3 separate regions of the Homo sapiens genome follow, and regions 2 and 3 are each linked to region 1. A link is a loop called in an ENCODE intact Hi-C map of the cell type or tissue named here. Cell type or tissue: Calu3. All regions are shown on one strand.

What was found. Peaks named below come from ENCODE experiments on the same cell type or tissue, not always from the same donor. Only the 100,000 strongest peaks of a DNase experiment are listed, where the experiment ranks them.
Region 2: it touches region 1 in a loop (3-fold over the local background); 3 of 110 quality-filtered maps call a loop at or near these places.
Region 3: a loop joins it to region 1, with 4 times the contacts of the local background. A loop is called at or near these places in 6 of 110 quality-filtered maps.

The regions. Positions count from the first base shown.
Region 1 is chr12:106,838,964-106,843,963 of GRCh38, forward strand. It overlaps RIC8B (RIC8 guanine nucleotide exchange factor B), which reads left to right. Exons shown (of 10, transcript NM_001330145.2): 5 at 3,626-3,854; 6 at 4,889-4,984. Among named protein-coding and RNA genes, the nearest start is that of RIC8B, 67 kb to the left of the region's middle. In Calu3, a CTCF peak has its summit at 2,970 (motif pointing left); DNase peaks (open chromatin) are centred at 1,418 and 2,948.
Region 2 is chr12:106,630,796-106,635,795 of GRCh38, forward strand. All of the region lies in intron 2 of RFX4 (regulatory factor X4), which reads left to right. All of the region lies in intron 1 of LOC100287944 (a long non-coding RNA gene), which reads right to left. Among named protein-coding and RNA genes, the nearest start is that of RFX4, 50 kb to the left of the region's middle. In Calu3, no CTCF peak of the experiment used is centred here; DNase peaks (open chromatin) are centred at 2,266 and 2,846.
Region 3 is chr12:106,579,556-106,584,555 of GRCh38, forward strand. It overlaps RFX4 (regulatory factor X4), which reads left to right and starts at 3,449. Exons shown (of 18, transcript NM_213594.3): 1 at 3,449-3,808. The coding sequence starts at 3,766. The region is part of intron 1 of LOC100287944 (a long non-coding RNA gene); the gene reads right to left. RefSeq lists enhancers at 1,528-2,410, 3,899-4,483. In Calu3, no CTCF peak of the experiment used is centred here; DNase peaks (open chromatin) are centred at 2,126, 4,156 and 4,936.

The sequences.
Region 1 (5,000 bases):
TACCTTGTTAGAAGGGTTATTCCAAAAAAAAAAAAAAAACCTCAAAAAACAAAAGATAATCGATGGTAAGGATGTGAAGAAAAGGAAATCTTTTTACACTGTTGGTGGGAATGTAAATTAGTATAGCCATTATGGAAAACAGTGTGGAGTTTTCTCAAAAGATGAAAAATAGAATTATTTGATTCAGCAATCACGCTTCTGGGAGTATATCCAAAGGAAATAAAATCACTGTTTCACAGAGATATCTGCATTTTCATCACATGGTCCTTACAGCACTGTTCACAATAGCCAAGATACTGAAACAACCTAAATGTCTATCAGTCAGATGAATGGATAAAATGTGCGTATATATGTATACACACACAGAGCAGAATCAGTAGAGTATTATTCAGCCTTTAAAAAAAGAAGGAAATCCCATCACTTGGAACAACATGGGTGGATCTGGAGGGCATTATGATAAGTGAAATAAACCAGGCACAGGACAAATACTCCATGATCCCACTTTTATGAGGAGTTTAAAATAGTGAAGCTTGTAGAACTAGATAGTAGAATAGTGGTTATCTGGGGCTGGGGAGAGGAGTAAATGGGGAGGTGTCAGTCAAAAGATACAAAGTTTTAGTTATGCAAGATAAGGTCTGGAGATCTCCTGTGTAGCAGAGCCTATAGTTAGCAATACTGTATTGTATACTTAGAATGTTGCTAAGGGAATAGGTCTTACGTTAAGTGCTCTTACCACAAAAGAAAAAAATACTTTTCAAAGATTTTGAGGGGTTTGGGTGCAGTGGCTCACGCCTGTAATTCCAGCACTTTGGGAAGCCATGGCAGGAAGATTGCTTGAGCCCAGGAGTTTGAGACCAGCTTGGGGAGCATAGTGAGACCTTGTCTCTACTAAAAATTAAAAAATTAGCAAGGGGCATGGTGGCGTGTGCGTGTGGTCCCAGCTACTCAGGAGGCTGAGGTGGGAGGATCATTTGAGCCCGGGAAGTCAAGGCTGCAGTGAGCCATGATCATGCCACTGCACTCTGGCCTGGGCAAGAGACTCTATCTCAAAAACAATTTTTTTTAATGAATAAAGAGGGCAAAAGGAAAATCTTTTGGAGATTTTAAGATTCGTTTACATAGACTTTACAGCCTTGAAAAAAGATATGTAAGCCCCAAATATAAAGAAGATACATTTGACCAGCAAGATTTATTAACAGCTATGGATCTACGTGTGCCATATCATGTTCTTCAGTGTAATTTCATGTTTTTGTCCAGCGATTCACAGAGGACTAGATTTTAGATTGCCTTTCCTCTCCCACAACTGACAAGGCTTTAATCAGGGCATTAAGGAGTTCTAAATAGGTCTTGCTTTTGAATCTGCATATCAGGAGGGGGCTGGGAGCATGAGCGGGAGGATGTCATGTCTCAGTGATTAATGATCTCTAGGAAGCTGAAAAGGGGAGTGTAATATACACAGTATTTCTACCCCCTGGAGTAGGAATGCAAACACTATTGTGCAGATCTGTGCATAGTCACTGACTTCCTGGTAGCTGGAGAATTTCATACACTCTTCTACCACAAATAAAACTGTCAGAGAAGTGACAGAGCTCAAAAAGCTGGCCTTCCTTACTTAAAAAGAATAGCTCAAACACAGTGAGCCAGAAAAATTAATTTTGTAGTTGTTTGGAAACCAAGTTGTTAAATAAGAAATAAGAAAATGGGAACTTTTCTTGAAAAGCCTAAAACCTCCAAATATTTGTTGAATCAAACTCTACATTTGGTTTCTTAAATTTACTGAATTCCTGGAAACTGCTTACTTTAAACGAATTTAAAGGGGAAACATTCCTTTGTAATGAAATGACCCATCTGAAACTTTTCAATCTGGTCTCTGGTAGGTTCAGAGCATCATACGGTCAGTGTATTTAAGAGCCTATTGCCTGATGTTTAGGGAAAAAATCATAACATTTCAGAATGGCTTGTATACAGTTTTTGAAAATAATTCTAAGGTAGAGTTATTTCCCCCCTTTTATTCTCAATGAATCTATGGTATTATTTAGTAACAATTTCTAAGTGCTTAAGATAGAAGCAAAACGTTCTGAACTATAGATAAGATAAACTACAGATATTTGCAAAAAAAAGTTTTAAGAGAAAGTTTTGGGGAAAGCTTATATTTCAGCCACCTTTGATTATTTACCAATAACCAAATATAGAGATTTTGTGCATAACACCAGTAGCAGCAGCAGTATTTGGTTTTAGTGAGGGCAATCAAATAACTTGTATTTTACTAGGAACCATTTATTCATATGACTTGTTAAATTATTTTTTGCTCTTGATTCATTTTTTTGATGCCCTATACATTACCACTTTCTGTTCTGCATTGTCTAACTTTTCAACTGACTTGTTACTGGTTTTTATTTTTCCATAATATAAAAAGAAAGGAAATATTCATTCTTGGGGAAGTGGAGCACAATTCAGGGTAGAGGAAAGAAAAATTTTTGTATTTCTATTTCTTTGTTTTTCTGTTTGTTTTGCTTTATTTTTTAGGGTGTCACTATAATCTAAAGTAGAAGGAGCTACTGGTCTAAATTAAGATAGTATCAGATAGATTAAGCTCTAAATTTGGTTTCCAAGTGGTTGGACTTTTAAATTGCATTTGCAGGAGTTTATTTTTAGTCAGGATGTGGTTATTTTTAGATCTGCTTCTCTGTCACTAGGAAATAAAATGCCTGTCTTTCCATTGTTGATCAGGAAGTTCTAAGGCACAGGCATATAAGAGCCAGTTAGCCCAGAACACCACCACTCCTTTTAGATGAAAGAATATGAAATAACTCATGGAAGAAAATATGTTTGTTGAGAACATATCTAATTTTGAAATTGTTAGTGTCATTTTAATCTTTTGTACACTGAACAACAGAACAAGGTTTTTAGGGAATGCCAAAAATATAAGGTTTGGGTTCCCCCTACTGGTGTGCATCCCAGTCTCGTGTATTCATTAATACACAGCTGAAAGGCCTAGGGGCTAGAGATTAGAAATAGCTATATTAACTTCATTTAGAGACCTGATGATAAGAAAGAGAGAAAAAACTCCATTTCCCTTTTTCTGCATATGTCTTACAAAAATTGGGATGATTTTTAAATTGTATTTTCTACATTTAGAAAGAATAAAACTTAATTCTACCATATTTGGTTTATTGTTGTTGCTACTGATAAGCTGCTTATTTTCAGTGTTTCTCAAATGCTTTATGTTGTAATCTAAGGAATAATAAAACACCAGTGGATCCACAAAAGGATTTAAAATCCCAGGGAAGAAATGCAAAGCTAGCATTGTTGCCATAATAAAATTAAGGAGCTGGCATTAAAGCTCACTAATTCCTATTTTAGCATTTCAGAAAGTGACATGACATCATGTGATTGTGTCTGTCTATTCAACATTTGTTTTTTTTCTAATTTGTACAACATATATTTGAAACAGTTTTTTATTTCCTATCTCATAGTAAGTGTCAAGTGTCCATAATGGCTCATTTTTGGAAAAGAAATATTTTAATTGACTCTTAAAAGTCACTTTTGAACTTCTTATTATGTTTGCATTTTAAAGGACTATTCAATCAAGTTAAAATATTGTATTTTTTTAATTGCTTTTCAGCAATGCAGTCAACCTTTTAAGCAATGTTCCAGTCTCTTGTTTGGATGTTCTCATTTGTCCGTTAACCCATGAAGAAACAGCCCAAGAGGCAACGACTCTAGATGAACTGCCCAGTAATAAAACAGCTGAGAAAGAAACAGTTTTGAAAAACAATACCATGGTATACAATGGTATGAATATGGAGGCCATTCATGTTTTACTGAATTTTATGGAGAAGAGAATAGACAAGGTAAGGCTGATAAAATGGAAGCCCTGGGAAGATGCTTCCAAAGAATGTAAATGTGCCATACATACAGACACACATCACAGAGCATGATTTTTAAATCTAAGCTTTTTTTCTGACTGATGTGCTGCATAATTGTTTTTACTTTGGAAAGCAGTTTATTACAATATATGATAAATTGCTGAAGCCATGTTAATTTATTTGTTTAATGCTGAAAATTATGTTCATGCAACACCAAAATTATGACTAGTGCTTGAAAACAAAGGAAAAAGTAATTACTGTTCCATTTTGTTACTTTGTGAGTCCTAGAAATAAAAAATATCCCCCCAAAAACTTGCTAAATACTCTTCATAATACCTAAAAGACATCTTCCCAAAAAAAAGAAAAAAGAAGACCTTGTCAATTTCCCATTTGTTGTGAGCTGTTTATACATTCTCTGGTCTATCACTCACTTTGTCAGGTATCTGTATTAAAAGGCAGCAAGGTAGCATAGTCCAGTCACCAAAATTTTGCTTCATTCAAGCCCTTTGGCTAAGCCCATGGGAATCCTAGAAAATGTAGGAACATCCAGGAAGGACCAAAAAAGGCAATAGTAAACATGAAGATGATAAAATGGAAATGTTTTTAGGAAAAGAATTTTTAAAATAGTTTGTAAGCTTAGGTAACATAAGATGTCCCCACCTCGTGGATCACGAGGTCAGGAGATCGAGACCATCCTGGCTAACATGGTGAAACCCCATCTCTACTAAAAGTACAAAAAATTAGCCAGGTGTGGTGGTGGGCACCTGTAGTCCCAGCTACTCAGGAGGCTGAGGCAGGAGAATGGCGTGAACCCGGGAGGTGGAGCTTGCAGTGAGCCGAGATTGCGCCGCTGCACTCCAGCCTGGGCAACAGAGGGAGACTCCCTCTCCCAAAAAAAAAAAAAAAAAAAAAGTCCCCACCTCAAAAACAAATTGATATCCTCAGTTACATGAAGGAAAGTAATACTGTTAGAAACAAAACTAACGTATTTCAAAAACATATGGTTTTTTTTTTTATAGGGAAGCAGCTATAGAGAGGGTCTAACTCCAGTTCTCAGCTTATTAACCGAATGTTCCCGAGCCCATCGAAACATCCGAAAATTTCTCAAAGATCAGGTAACTGCTTAATGCA
Region 2 (5,000 bases), 210 kb before region 1:
GGAATAGATTCCCAAATGTGAATTCATTTGACATGGAGGCAGAAAGGAAATGATGAGGCAGATAATAACTTCTCTAAAATCTTCAGTCCAGTACTATGAGTTTGAAGACAGAATGAGGCTTATAAATGTTTGGGTCTGGGGAGGTTTTGACATCAACTAGCCTGGGTCCTTGTCTTTGCTCTGCCACTCACTATGTGACCTCAGACAAATTCCTTCACTTCTCTGAGCCTTAGTTTCTTCCTCTGTAAACGGGGATAATACTAATCATTAGGCCTAACATTGATTAAGCACTAAGGCACTGCATTTGATGTTTCACATGCATTAAACTGTTCACTGTCTAGGGCAGCTGTGAAAACTAAATGCCATACCATGAAGAGCTTTGCACAGTGCCTGGCACAATATGAGTCCTCAATAAACATTCCCCGATGGTACTGCTGTTTTGTATGCTTACTGAAATCAGATGGGAAGGCTCCACTTTTAATTGTGGTGTCATTTTATTCATTCACTCATTCCACAAGTGCTTCCTCCGACCCTACCACATGTGGGTGCTGGAGACAACGGTGAGCAAGGTCTGCACCCTGCAGAGCTTACAAGCTAACAAGGCAGACCCAGTGGTCAGTGCTGCAGACTGAATGTCTGTATCCCCCCAAATTCATATGTTGAAACTCTAACCCCCTATGTGATGGTATTTGGAGATGAGGCTTTGGGGAAGGGTTAGGTCATGAAGGCTCAGCCCTTGTGAATGGGATTAGTGTCTCCTTATAAAAGAGGCCCCAGAGAGCTCCCTCACCCCTTCTGCCATGTGTGAACACAGGGCAAGAAGACAGCTGTCTTTGAACCAGGAAGCAGACCCTCACCAGACACCAAATCACTGGTGCCTTCATCTTGAACTTCCAAGCCTCCAAAACTGTGAGAAATCAATTTCTGTGTCTAAAAACCACCCAGTCTGTGGTATTTTGTTACAGCAGCCTGAATGGATTAAAATGATCCATGGGCAGCGACCACACTCTGCCATGGGGACTTTGCTGGGGAGCAGTCAGGGTGCTGAGGCAGCACAGAGTGAATAACCCTGTCCCTGCTGCAGGGCTTGCCAAACCTCAGGCACATGGTCCCTCTGGAGGAGCAATAACCATTATAGGAGCAGGGAACACTTAGATAGCAAGTCCTTTGAACCGGAAGTGGTTCAATTAATACTCATGACAGCTGTATGTGCTTGGTACTATTATTATCCCTATTTTACAGATAATGAAACTGAGGAACCAAAATGTTGTTCAAGGTCACGTGGCTAATAAGTAGTGGAGCTGGGATTTGAGCCTGGAAATTTGGCCCCAGAGTTTATGTCAGGAGGTAGATGCAGAGAGGAGAGCAGAGATGCTCACCACTGCAAACTGGACTGAGACCTCTGCACCGTGTTAGGAATCATAACTGCCAAGTGGGAGCAGAACGGAGTGGCAAGAAGACCAGGCGCTGGGGCAGCATCTTGGCAGGAGTTTTTTTTTTAAAGCAGACCACTGCTCTCCAGCCTTGGCAGGACCATCAGCGGGGCACTGCAGGTGTGCCTGCGAATGGCTCCAGGAATCCTGCTGGCCTAAAATGATACTTTACAGGATGAATCTTGTTTGGTTCAAGGCATGTCTCCCAGTGAAAACGAAAAGGCATTTGGCAGGACCAGTTCCTAAAGTCTCTATCAACTATGGCTATTTACCTAAAATGTGTTCTCCTACTCTCTACTCTCTTCTCCTAGGTAAGGTTGCTGCTCCTCCTCAGATGCCCAAGCCAGGCTCATACCCCACACTTGGTGCTGCTATAGCATCCTGGACCTGCATTTCACAGCTCTTGCCTAGGACTTAATTTTAAAGTTTGGGGTTTCTTTTTGTTTTGTTTTGTTTTAATTTTACTTTACTTTTGAAATGGGGTCTTGCCATGTTGCCCAGGCTGGTCTGGAGCTCCTGGGCTTAAGTGATCCTCCCAGCTCAGCCTCCTGAGTAGCTGGGACTACAAGTGCATGCCACCGTATCTGGCACTACAGGTGCATGCCACCGTATCTGGCACTACAGGTGCACGCCACCGTATCTGGCACTACAGGTGCATGCCACCGTATCTGGCTTGGACTTACATTTAATTGGCTGATAATTTATGGCCTCAAGAGAGCAGTGACTACGTCTGTTTTTTCTTACCCTTTAGCACCTGTCATGGGACTGGAATGTAGCAGACGCTCAATAAATATCTGATGAATGAGTAAATAAATAGCCAGCACTTCAGGAGAACTGAGATAGAGAGCCATCAAATAGGAGGGTCAGGCCTGGGTGTGACACACCTCCTACTTTAGAAGAAAAGGGCTTGGGCATTCAGACCCTGGGCACAAAGTCACCAGTGATCTAAGGAAAGGAGCCAGCAGAGGTGGACAGCACCTGTTTGCTGACTGAGCTGGAGGGCCCACATTGGCTTTGGGGTAGACCAGTTCTCTTCTAAACACTATCAGTAGCCACTGGATTGCTGAGCACCTAGTGAGGTCCTGTTTCCATTCACCAGCTACATGGCCTCATGCAATTATTCACCCTCACCAAAGATCTGTTTCCTTATTTATAAAATGGGGATATAAAACTTCTTCATAGCAATATTTGGAGGAATAAAATGAGGTAGCATATGAAAAGTGATGTGTAGTGCCTGGCTTAAGTACTTGACCAATGAATGCTATTATTAGTATGGCATTTTTAAAAACTGTATCTAGTTCTTAACATATTATATTTAATCCTCAAAACATCCTTGTGACAGAAGTTATGATTCACATTTTTTTAGATAAGGGCCTTCAGGCTTGGATGAGTCAAGTTGCTGCTCAAAGTCCACACAGTTGGGGGCAATGCTGGAATTTAAACCCATGCCTGCCTGTCCTCAAAGCCAAGTTATTTTTATTCACTGATACTCAGAAATGGGGCCATAACAAAGTTTAGTTGGGAAAAAAACCTGATATAACAAAGGCAGTATTGCTTGAGTGGGAGACACTGCGATGGAATCCCAGAACAGGGAGCTTCCCTGGCTCCACCAATGGGACCACATGCATCTTCCCTGGGCCCCAGGTCCCAGTTCCTTGCCTTTGCTCCTGCTGCTTCTGCCTCTTGGAGTACCCTCTCCCTTGGTGGCCTCCTCCCAGAGTCTGACAGGTCCTCTTCAAAATGAACAGGGCAGGTTACAAACTAGGATGGACTGTATGACCCTCACATGTTTTAAGTGTAGATATGCATGTGCTTGTGTGTGAAAGAACCCTGATAAAAGATGAGGCAAATAGGATAAAAAGATAACAGTTGTTCCCTCTGTTGAGAGGAGCTTGGATTCTCAGATATTTTCTCCATACTTTCTTAATTTTAAAAAGATGAACATGCATTACTTTTGTGAATATAAAGCAACGTTATTTTTTAAAAACCTCAACCATCCCTTCAGGGCTCAGCTCAAGTGCCGTCTCCTATATGGAGCTGTGACGTCCCCTGGTGTGTGTTTGCCTTGTGAGGTCCTTGGTGATGCCATTGTCTTTGCCCCTGTAAATCTTCCAAAGCAGCAGATCCCAGCAGACAGAATTGCTCCAAAAGCCTCCTGGCCGGCCAGGCACAGCCAAGGGCAACCTTTCCCCGCAGATGGCTGCAGAGGGTGCTTTTGAACGCTTACCCTCTGTTAAGCTCATTTCACTTAATCCTCCCAACAACCTTTTGAGGTAGGGATTATTATTATCCTCCATTTAGAGATGACTGTCTTAAGACTTAAACGGGATAATTAGATTGTTAAACATCACATCACGTTCCATACTCACCTGGATCCACTCTGCCACACCCAGCAGAGACCCGTGCTGCAGCCACCTTGCTTCTGGGAAAGTGACATAATCTGTCAGGTCCCCTTGTCTTTATCTGCTCTCACCTTCTCCACCCTACTCCTCACTTCCATCCCACCTTCCCCCCATCTGGTGCCCATCTCTGGCTCACTCCAGGACACAGCTCACCTATCACTTCTTCCAGGGAGTCTTCTCTGACAAGCTCTGCTTTTTCATGTAGTCTGGGTTGGCCGACTCCTCTGTGCCTACCTGTATCACAGCACTTACCACTTCTTGCTGAATTTGTCCTCTCTCTCCTCTGCCTTTCTCTTTTCCCAACCAAACTCAAGGGCAAGAGTTTAATTTCTTTCTCCCCAGTGCCTAGTTGGCACAAATAAGATATTCAATAAATATTTGTTGAACAAATTAATAGGATTCTTATAATTGCCATAGAAGATGACCATTTTACAAATGAGGAAAAATGAAGCTCAAGTAAGTTGAGTGATTTGCTCAGTTCTGGCCAGTAAGTGTTAGGATTATTCGAATCTAGGTCTTTTGACAACCTGTCCAGGTGGACCAAAATGCTGAAATTTAAAGAAACAAAAATGTAAAACCCCGCCAGTTTTAGGGGGAACAAAAATACTAACAACATGCCAGTGCAAGCTAGGTAGAGGTAGATTTTGGTTGTTTTTCTTGTTTAAAAAAATACAATTGACAATTTGTCATTGTTGTTTGTTTTTGAGACAGGGTTTCACTCCTGTCACACAGGCTGGAGTGTAGTGGCGTGATCTCTTTGCAACCTCCGCCTCCCAGGCTCAAGAGACTCTTGTGCCTTAGCCACCCGAGTAGCTGGGATTACAGGTGTGCGCCACGATGCCCAGCTAATTTTTGTATTTTTAGTAGAGACAGGGTTTCACTGTGTTGGGCAGGCTGGTCTCAAACTCCTGGCCTCAAGTGATCTGCCCCCCTCCGCCTCCCAAAGTGCTAGGATTACAGGGGTGAGCTACCATGCCCGGTCCCATGTTTTTCATATAGCCTTTTCTTTCCTTTCAATTATTTGCTCAGTATTATAATTTCTAGAAGTTGGGTTGTGAGGACAAGCAGCTGAACATTTTAGATGTCCCTCAGTATTACTGCCAAACTGCATACTAAAAACATTAACACTACCTTCAGGTATAAAGAACTCTGAGAGTGTCAATTT
Region 3 (5,000 bases), 260 kb before region 1:
GTCCCAAACACACTCCACAGGTTCTCCTCTTCGCCTGTGCCTCTGTCTGTAACACCCTCAACCCCCTTGTCTGGCTAATTCAGCTCCTGGGTCACCACTTCCTCCAGGAGGCCTGCCTTGACACCAGCCTCCCAGGATCAGTCACATTGCCCTCTCTTTGCTCTCACAGCACCCACAATTTCCCCATCACCCCCTCCCTGCCCCTGTGCTATGTTCTATTGAGATTTCAAGCCTCTGCAGGATAGGAATTGGATAATTCATTACTGTGTCCACAGTGTCTGTCAAGGGCAAGAGAGCCACACAGAACCCCAGTAGTTCTCCTAAAAGTGGAGACGACAATAATATGTATTAGTTGTGTTGTGAGGATGAAATGAACTAATGCATGGAAGACGCCTGAACCCGTGGAAACACATAATGAATACATTAATAGTAAATGGTAGCTATTACTATTTATGATGTTGACAGCATTAAATCTAAGCAAACATTTTATTGAAGTATGAAATACATTCCAAAAAATGCGCAAAATCACAAGTGTCACAGTCAGTGAATTGTCACAAATGACACCCTTGTGACTAGCCCCTGGATACCATTACTTTTAAGCTCAAATGTCAGCTTCTCAGAGAGGCCCTCCCTTGACTTCGTCTCCCACCTCTTAATTCTATGTTGTATATATTATCTGTTTCCCCTCACTCCCATGTAAGCTTCAGGAGAGCAAGATTTTTTTTTTTTTTTTTTTGGTCTATTTTGTTCACTGATGTAGCCTCCGCTTCCTAGAATAGTTCTGGACACATAGTAGATGCACAATAAAAATTTGCCAAGGAACGAATGAGCGATTATTATTTTCATTTCTTTAAGCTCCCAGGCGCTGCAGCATGGTCATGCCCGAGAACTCGTGCCATCCCAGGTGAAGCAGCGCTGGGCCGGGACCAGCCGCACCTGGCCCGGCTCTGAGCTGTGCTGGGCTGGCTCCGGGTTCTTCCGCCTCACTCCTGGCCTGTGAGCCCGGCTCACCTCACCCTACCCACCTCCACTCTGCGTGCAAAAATTATAATAATAATAGCAACAATAATAGTCTCATCCGCCCTGGAGACCACCCGTGCCCCCGTGGCATCCCTCAAGGACTCTCCGGGCGGTGGCAGCCGCCCACCCTGGGGACGCGCTCCTTGCTGCCACCGGAACGCCCCTGGCCAGGCTCCATCTACGCGCTGTCAGACCCTCCCGCCGTCTGAAGAAGGCTTTTACTCTTCAGCCTATTCCAGTGGCAGAGAAGCTAAGGCTACAAAGGCGAACGCGAACAGTCAGATCTGACTTCGAATTCCGCTGTCATTGCTGCCAGGCGCACCACGAGGACGCGCGGTGACCGCCACCATGGCATTCGGCTGCCAAAGGTTTCCATCGACCTCTTTCCCATCACCAGCATCGCAGCGGGAAAGAATGTGCCTGGCGCCCTTCTGGGCACTGGGCATGGGGTGGTGAACAAAGTCCTCCAGAAATAAACCGGGTAATGAGCCCGGCAGCGGCCGGGGCAGGAAGGGACCTTCGCAGAGAGTGGTCAGGCACAGCCCCTCCGAGGAGGCGACGCTCAGCTGAGACCAGGGTGACGCAAAGGTGTCGGCCGGTTAGGCACCTGTGAGGAAGGAGGAGCCGGCAGAGTGCCAAGTAGAGGGAACAGCAAATGCCCGGCTCCTTTTATAACCACTGCTTCAGTTATCTTCCCCCAAAGCTTGAGAGGGGGCAACTTTGCTACATTTCACAGACGAGGAAGCTGAGGCCCAGAACGATGAAGGAATTTACAGAGCTGGGATTCGAACCCCGCGCTACCGTCAGTCCATCCCGGGCTCTGTCCAGCCGGTACCGCGCGCCGCCTTCTTCCTCCCGCACCGTGACCTTAACTCGGCACGTGCTGGCCCCTCGGGCTCCCCAGTCTCCGTACATTGTCCCACTCAGCTCTGATTGTGGGGAGGGGGCGGACCGAGGGGGCGGGGGGCGTCTTTCCGAAGGATCGCGGAAAGCCGCGCGCTGCCAGGGGCCCGGGGTTAGAGACCCCCACTCCCGCACGGCGTTAGGGACTCCGCGCTTCCCCGCCCCCGCCGCGGCCCGCCGGCTCTGCCTCTGTCCATGGTCAAAGCACCCGGGGTAATCCGCCTTTCTCTTCCGCCCGCCGGGCCCCATTCATATTCTAATCACAGCGCGGCCGACCCGCGAACGGCCACTTTATCGGGGCCCGCAGGAGACGCAGCTTGCTCCCCCTCACTTCCACTTCCAGCACCCCCCGGCCCTCGCCCCCCTCTTTCTGCACTTTCAACTCCGCCGAGGAGGGGGTCCCTGGGAAAACCGCGTCCCCACTTGGATGCCGGGGCTTCTCACAAACTTCGAGGCCGACTGGGGGACGGCGGTGGGGTGGGGAGGGCAGGGGGAGGGCGGAGGAACAGAGACAGACAGACTGACAGAGTTACGGGAAGAGGCGGGGGAGGGGGGACAGTACAGAGAGACCGAGGGGGATAGAGACAGAGAGGGGCAGAGTCCTAGGGGGAGACAAAGAGAAGTGGAGGCAGGGTCTGGACAGAGACACTAGCAGCCAAGGAAGGAGAAATGGACAGAGACAGAGACACAGAGGACGAGAGGGACAGAGAGCTAGAAACAGACACCGGGAGACAGGCGGAGAGAGACAGCGAGATGGAAGGAGAGAAACAGGATGAAGGACCCAGGCCCAGAGGAAGACAGAAAGTTCTGGAGGAGGCGAACCAGCCACTCACCTCCTCCCCGCCTAGCGGCCTTGTTACGCTCATATTGGGGCATGGGGTCTTAGGGATTCAGTTCCCCTTCCCCACCCTTTCCCCTTCAAGCTCGCTTCACTCCCCACGCGTGTCTGCGGATCCGCGTGCAAGGGGTCAAGACATACCCCCTCCCGCATTCTCAGGGCCACCACCCGAAATCTAACCCAGGACCAAAATGGGGGGTGGGTGGGGGCGCAAGAGAAGGAAGGGAGTGGGGCCCCACTCGTGGTAGCGCAGGCGACTCCCCAGGCTCCAGGAGTTCCCCGCGGCTCCCCCCCCGCCCGCGCCCCCCTCCCGGCCTGCCAGCACGGCGCGGGGCCCGATGGTGGGGAAGGGCCGGGAGGGGGAGGGGGCCACATCTAAGCCAATTTTGATTTCGCCTATAATGAGTGCCGGGCGAAGGCTGGAGAAGGCCTCTGGAACTTTAAATAAGAAAAACGTTGCTAATGCTATAATAGAAGGGGGAAGTCGGAGGGCTGGGATTGCGTCGCTCTGAGCCCCCCTTTTCGGAGGCGGCTTTTCTTATTCAAAACAGGCCCACAATGGGCTTCACAGTGCGCCTCGCCACGGCCCCATCTGACGAGCGGCCATTCATCAGGCCGGCTGGCCTATCAATGACATTGCTCCCATCGGGGCTCCTATAAAATGATGCTTTTTCCCATGAAACATCCGCAAACATTTTGACGGGTTTGGCTTTGCCCGGCTGGATTACTGAGTGTCCCCTTGCTCGCTCGCTTTTTCTCTCTCCCCCTTCTCCGAGCTCGCTCCCTTCTCTCCCTCTCTCTCCTCTTTTCTTCTTTCTCTTTTCTTTCCTCTTCTTTTTCTTTTCTTTTCCTTTCCTCCTTTATCCTTGTGCCCCCTCACTTTCTGCGTCTCTCTCTCTCCCCTTCTCCCTCCCTCCCTCCCTTCCTCCCTGGGCATCTCTAGCACAGGGGATCCCCAAACATCAGGACTTTTGGGGGGCGCCTGTGCTGTCCATGGGAAGAGCATGCATTGTGGGTTACTGGAGGAACCCGACATGGATTCCACAGGTTAGTCCTACTGGCGGGGTTGGGGGGATACATTGGGAGGGAAGGAGAAGGGAGAGGGGGAACTTTAGAAAGAAGTTGGGAAAAGTTCAGACGGGTCAACTTGACAGTGGAACCCCAAAGAATAACGCAGAGCTTGCAGAAGTTTTCAATTCGAGGCGATGTGTGTAACTGGATGCGTGGAAGTATGTGTATAAGCGTGTGATTGTGTACGTGTGTGAGTGTGTGTGCGTGCGCGCGCGCGAAGGAGCGCGCTTTCGCTTGCCCTGGACACAAAGTTACGTAAAGATGCGCTGGCTCGCGGCGAGCTCGAGGTGCCACTTGCAGAAACTTTGCCAGCCGACCGCCCCCTCCCGGACCCAGGTCCTCCTAGGGTATGGGGGCCTCGGAATAGCGGTGCGCTCGGGGTCTGGCGGCCAGGGCCGGGAAGCCGAGCGGAACGCCCCGAGGCGGGGGAGGGTGACGGCTTCGCACTGCGCCTGGGAGGTGGGGACCGAGGCTCCGGCTGGTAGAGACGCGCAGCTGGAGGGAGTGGCGGCGGCGAACCCGGTGGTCCGGGGGAATCCGCAGAAACGGGAGGTGGGAGTCCTGGGCTGTGGGGTCGGGCTTTTAGCTTTTCTGCCAGGAAGGGGCACCCAACGCCGGGCTCCACTAGGGAGCTGTGACCTTGCTGGAGGGAGGGCAGGACGCAGACTGGCCCGCTAAACTCGGCGTTGGGGTCTGCAAACTGCTCTGCAGTTCAAGAGCTGCTGGGCGTCAGTTTTGGGGGTGCGGCGGTCCTTAACAACGAAAAAAGGAGGCCAAGGAATCTTTCACAACGAAAACACCCGGTATCTCGGTTCTTCCTCCAGTAGTTTTCGCCACCTCCCACTCCTAGCACCTTTGAAGAGCCGTCACACTTCTAGATCTGTTAACGCTCCCTAAGTCCCTTGCAGGTGGAAGTTCTCTTACAGTTCACCCCCTCCCCTAGGCTCATTCTTGCAACCCGGCTATTTTCATTTTGGCCCCCTGCAGCCTCAGAATTTCTTAGGGTGATGAGTTTGGGGAGAGGCAGAAATAGGGCAGTGGACTCAGCCTGGGCCGTGGCGAGGTTTGAGAGAATGCCTGCAAGCATAAGCTGCTGAGCATTGCAGCGCGGAGCAACAAGTGCCTTCCAGCCCCGGCCGTCCCCTGAGCATGCACGTCCTTTCCTTGA